2 separate regions of the Homo sapiens genome follow, and region 1 is linked to region 2. Evidence: chromatin contacts called from ENCODE Hi-C or POLR2A ChIA-PET data. All regions are on one chromosome and are shown on one strand. The core of a region is the stretch at or near the end of the contact, and the rest is flanking DNA. Distances in the headings are between cores, read along the strand shown. Region 1 holds the start of H2BC11 (H2B clustered histone 11). Region 2 holds the start of LINC00240 (long intergenic non-protein coding RNA 240).

Region 1 (2,700 bases), core at 194-2,693, 180 kb before region 2:
TCAAGTTCTTCTAGGTAAGCAACTTGGGATATTAGGCCTTTCCAAATGAGCCATCTTTCTTGGGCTCCAGATAACGTCATCCCAGTATTTTACTCACTTCATTTTAAAGGAATACTTTGCAACATGCAGTAGGGTGGGTAAGAGAATGCTTCACAGCTATCCATCAGGAAAGATGTGAGTCTCTGACAGAGCCTTTGCAGGGAGGTGGACTATTGTGTCACAAAGTTCTTCAGCCTCGCTCTCGTGCAGCGGCGTCACCGCCGAGCTCTCGCAGGAGCGGCAGCTTGCTGATCAGCAGCTCGGAGTTCTGGTAGCGCCGAACGTCGCGCAGGGCCACTGTGCCGGGCACGTAGCGGCGGGACTTCTTCATGCCGCCCTGGCCCGCGTGGAACAGCTGTCTGCTAAATTCTAGCCCGGGCGATAACTCTTTTGGGCCAAAGTGCTTCAAGAACTCACGAAGCCACTGGTGCTCTGTGGACACACACTGATTAAGTTTAAAATTAAGTAATGGCCTAAGAGATTTGTTCACATCTTAACTTTTAAGCGTGGTAAAATCTGGACCACCTTCCCTCTAGTTTTTCTTTTAAATCTGCGGTGTTCGCTACACTGTTTTCAAAAAGATGGGTAATTTATGACTAGAGTCTTGTCCATGTCTCACTTTCTTTCACATGGAATAAATGTTAAGTTCTTTTAGAGAAGACGTGGGTGGCCCTGAAAAGAGCCGTTGGTTTGGACTCGATTTTACTTGAGCTGCCACAAACTAGTACAGATAGTTACTTGCCCTTCGCCTTGTGGTGGCTCTCAGTCTTTTTGGGCAGTAGCACGGCCTGAATGTTGGGCAGGACACCGCCCTGTGCGATGGTGACTTTGCCCAGCAGCTTGTTGAGCTCCTCGTCGTTGCGGATGGCCAGTTGGAGATGACGCGGGATGATGCGGGTCTTCTTGTTGTCGCGGGCCGCGTTGCCCGCCAGTTCCAGGATCTCGGCGGTCAGGTACTCCAGCACCGCTGCCAGATACACCGGCGCGCCGGCCCCGACCCGCTCGGCATAGTTGCCTTTGCGGAGCAGGCGGTGCACTCGGCCCACGGGGAACTGGAGACCGGCCCTAGAAGAGCGAGTCTTGGCCTTAGCGCGGGCTTTGCCTCCCTGCTTGCCACGTCCAGACATAGCGAGCGCAACTCACTACGAGCAACCACAAAGTGAACGGGAAAGGCGGCGCTTTTTATAAACACTATTGGGCGCGAAAAAGAAGACGTGTTGTTGGTTAGGGCTGCAGTTTAATTTCAACCAATAGTAGTGCGTCTTCTGGATTTGCGAATCCTGATTGGGCAGACCTGACCTCTGACGTTACCCTGAATAACTACCAATCAGACACAAGACTTCAACTCTTCACCTTATTTGCATAAGCGATTCTATATAAAAGCGCCTTGTCATACCCTGCTCACGCTGTTTTTCCTTTTCGTTGGCGCTTTATAGCTACACAGTGCTATGCCAGAGCCAGCGAAGTCTGCTCCCGCCCCGAAAAAGGGCTCCAAGAAGGCGGTGACTAAGGCGCAGAAGAAAGACGGCAAGAAGCGCAAGCGCAGCCGCAAGGAGAGCTATTCCATCTATGTGTACAAGGTTCTGAAGCAGGTCCACCCTGACACCGGCATTTCGTCCAAGGCCATGGGCATCATGAATTCGTTTGTGAACGACATTTTCGAGCGCATCGCAGGTGAGGCTTCCCGCCTGGCGCATTACAACAAGCGCTCGACCATCACCTCCAGGGAGATCCAGACGGCCGTGCGCCTGCTGCTGCCTGGGGAGTTGGCCAAGCACGCCGTGTCCGAGGGTACTAAGGCCGTCACCAAGTACACCAGCGCTAAGTAAACAGTGAGTTGGTTGCAAACTCTCAACCCTAACGGCTCTTTTAAGAGCCACCCATGTTCTCAAAGAAAGAGCTGGTGCTTGTATTCCTCCTCTGCTGGCCACTGACAAACCCTTGTAACTTGCTACTGTGTTTTTTGGTCTGAAGTAGAGCAGTTATTTAACTAATCCTTAGTGACTTTTTTTTTTTAGATCTGCCATTCTAATCTTAGAGTTAAGTAAGGAGATGGGAAATTTTCTATTATAAGTTCGAAACCAATTAAAATACGTTAGAAACCAATTAAAATACTCGTCGGTCCCCCGTCGGTTAGTGATTTGGAACAGTGCCAAGTTGCAGCGGTTGTCAGTTTGAATTTGCCCGGGCAACGCCCGCCCTTCCTCTGCATCCTGATTGGTTGTTGTATCCAGGAAGTCCACGGTCGGCTTGGGTGCGCCAAAGGAATCCAAACCCCGCCTTTATTTGGCCTTCCTTACAAACTCAGTAAACTGTCAGTTTCTCATTCTTTAGTATTTTATCGCTTTCGGGAAGGAGATTTATTTCTAATTAGTTTTCGTTGGATAGAGCGTTTTTTTTTTTAAAGGGACCCTTTATGGCAACATAATCAGTTTTTTTTTTTTTGAGAAGGAGACTTCCTCTGTCGCCCAGACTGGAGTGCGGTGGCGCGATCTCAGCTCACTGCAGCCTCCGCCTCCCGGGTTCCAGCGATTCTCCTGCTTCACCCTTCCGTGTAGCTGGGATTACAGGCATGCGCCACCATGCCCGGATAATTTTTGTATTTTTAGTAGAGATGGGGTTTCACCATGTTGGCTAGGCTGGTCTCGAACTGACTTCAGG
Region 2 (2,700 bases), core at 154-2,653:
TGACATATGGTAGTTAATTCTTTTTGGTAATAAAATATTCCTGTTTTTATGCCGAACAGCCTTTTCATTTAAATTCAGGGCAACATATCAAAGCTTTGCCGTAATAATACAGAGTAATCAACTAAAGTAATATAGAAGTTAAATAACAAAGAGTTTAAACAATTTAATATGTCTTCTATTAATTTCAAACTGAAATTTTACAGAAATTTGGAATATGCTGCCAGAGTACACACACACATACACACACACACACACACACAATCACACGCTCACATCACACACTCACACCCAGCTAAAGGAAATTACCACAGCTATAATGATTTCATTAAATATCTGAAATTAAAGTTTCTTTTGGACTTTTCAGCTGAAGCTCATAGTAAATAAAAGTAATATGATCACTGTTGCATACTGTGAATCAACAGCACACAGAAACCTTAGACTTTCTATATTTACACAGCTTAATTATCCGAACTGAAACCTGAGGCCATCTGTGTCAACATGATTTCACAATTCATTCCAGAAAATTATTTTTCAGGAAAGTAAGGCTGCAAACCAATAAATAACTTATTGTTTGCTTCAGGAAATTTCTGCAAATCAATTTATGTCAGTAAGCAACTCTCCTCTGGGCCAACAGATTGCTCACCTGGGCAGGTAGCAGCTTGTGTCAATAACAGTTTACTTATGAAGACTTCTGTCATGGCCCTTAACTCACAGTGTCCCCCAATCCTAAACTCTATGTCCTGAACATTACCTCTTCTTATCAGTCATTGGTCTTGAAAGGCCCCGGGCAACCATGTGAGCCCAGACGTCAATACCCTATCGATACCACCTTATCATCTACTCTTCTAACATAACCCCTCAAGGTGGTGACCCCACTTACAGTCGTATTTTATTGAATTTAGCTTTCCCTAATCAACATGCTAGTCTATTGGATGCAGTGTCAGAGGCAACAATCACAGAGGTTCTGAAAGCATCAGCCCACGGTTTTCTAAACATCATGGTTCAAGACCCTTAACACGAAACAGAAAGTTTCCCCGAGGCGCCGTAAACAACCCGTTTGGGCGCTTCCCTGATAATTATAGTGAAATCTGGCATCTAATTTTTTTTGGTGGACTCTCAAATTTTATATTTACGTTTTGCTTCCTAGAAATAAAAAATGTTTTTATAAGGAATTCTTTGATCGTTTATGTTTTATTCTTGATAGAAACCTACTTTATAACTTCGAACATTATTGATGTTCTTCCTGTATTTCTGAGAGGTGACAGCTTGCTGGCATCCCCTCGCTGGCTCTCGGCGCCTCCTCGGCCTCAGCCCACTCTGGCCGCGCTTCAGGAGCCCTTCAGCCCGCAGCTGCACCGTGGGAGCCCCTCTCTGTGCTGGCTGAGGCCTGAGCGGGCTCCCTCTGCCGGCGGGGAGGTGTGGAGGGAGAGGCGCGGGCCGGAACCTGGGCTGCCTGCGGTGCTCGCAGGTCCAGCGCGACTTCCGGGTGGGCGCGGGCTCGGCGCGCCCCGCACTCTGAGCGGTCGGCTGGCGCCGCCGGCCCTGGGCAGTGAGAGAGGCTTAGCACCCGGGCCAGCAGCTGCGGAGGGTGCACTGGGTCCCCCAACAGTGATGGCCCGCCGGCGCCGCGCTCGAATTTTCGCTGGGCCTCAGCCACCTCCCCGCGGGGCAAGGGGGCAGGGCTCGGGACCTGCAGCCTGCCATGCTGGAGCCCTCACCCTGCTCCCCGCCCCCGTCCCCTGCCCCCCGCCCCCCAGCCGCGGGCTCCCGCGCGCCACCCCGAGGGGACGGGCGCCACCTCCTGCTACGCGGCACCCGGTCCCGTCAACCGCCCAACGGCTGAGGAGTGCGGGAGCGCGCCAGAGACTGGCGGGCAGCTCCGCCCGCGGCCGGGATGCACTAGGCAAAGCCAGCTGGGCTCCTGAGTCCGGTGGGTACTTGGAGAACTTATTACGTCTAGCTGGAGGATTGTAAATGCACCAATCAGCATGCTGTGTCTAGCTCAAGGTATGTGAACGCACCCATCAGTGCTCTGTGTCTAGCTAATCTAGTGGGGACTTTGGAGAACTTTTGTGTCTAGCTAAAGGATTGTAAACAGACCAATCAGCTCTCTGTAAAATGAACCCATCAGCTCTCTATGAAATGGACCAATCATCAGGATGTGGGTGGGGTGAGATAAGGGAATAAAAGCGGCTGCCAGAGCCAGCAACAGCAACGTGCTGGGGTCCCTTTCCACAGTGTGGAGGCTTTGTTCTTTTGCTCTTTGCAGTCTTGCTGCTGCTCACTGTTTGGCTCTGCGCAGAGCTGTAACACTCACCAAGAAGGTCTGCAGCTTCACCCAAAGATATTCCAAAGATACAGAAAACTATACAGAGACATTTTGTGTAGTTCTAATAGCATATAATCCACAGGTCCCTGATCTATAATAGGGGTTTTTTATAAAATTGGTTTTTTGTATGCTATGAGGAATTTTACTTGTTAAAAAGAAGAGGTGGAAAGGCAGAATATGAAAACTATGAGAATGACATAAGAGACTATGAATTAGGTGAGAAACCAGAGAGATTTAGAAACCTGTAGACATTGTGCATCCCCCAATGCCTTTCCCCTTAAAAAAATATTATATTCTAATCCAGTCCATCAAATAAAGTCTACATTCATTAGAAACATATTCTCTTGGTTTTTATAATTTCAATTTTTTTC

The links. Hi-C counts contacts between places; a loop is a spot of excess contacts on that map. ChIA-PET counts read pairs that join two places held with the same protein, here RNA polymerase II (POLR2A). Pooled maps may share reads with other maps.
Region 1: a loop to region 2 is called in a map of OCI-LY7, with 7 times the contacts of the local background. The contact joins the promoter of H2BC11 here to the promoter of LINC00240 in region 2. A Hi-C loop is called at or near these places in 2 of 168 maps with a recorded cell type or tissue (OCI-LY7 and naive thymus-derived CD4-positive, alpha-beta T cell) and 10 of 50 pooled maps. POLR2A ChIA-PET finds 5 or more read pairs at or near these places in 8 of 52 experiments (AG04450, Caco-2, HCT116 and 5 more).

What each region holds. Positions count from the first base shown.
Region 1 is chr6:27,131,538-27,134,237 of GRCh38, reverse strand. It overlaps H2BC11 (H2B clustered histone 11), which reads left to right and starts at 1,443. Exons shown (of 1, transcript NM_021058.4): 1 at 1,443-1,922. The coding sequence starts at 1,488. The coding sequence ends at 1,868. It overlaps H2AC11 (H2A clustered histone 11), which reads right to left and starts at 1,195. Exons shown (of 1, transcript NM_021064.5): 1 at 703-1,195. The coding sequence starts at 1,166. The coding sequence ends at 774. RefSeq lists enhancers at 513-1,028, 724-1,063, 1,029-1,542, 1,674-1,743, 1,754-1,823 and 1 more.
Region 2 is chr6:26,955,696-26,958,395 of GRCh38, reverse strand. It overlaps LINC00240 (long intergenic non-protein coding RNA 240), which reads right to left and starts at 1,403. Exons shown (of 3, transcript NR_026775.2): 1 at 1,213-1,403. It also overlaps the pseudogene GUSBP2. RefSeq lists an enhancer at 1,045-1,743 and a silencer at 1,381-1,850.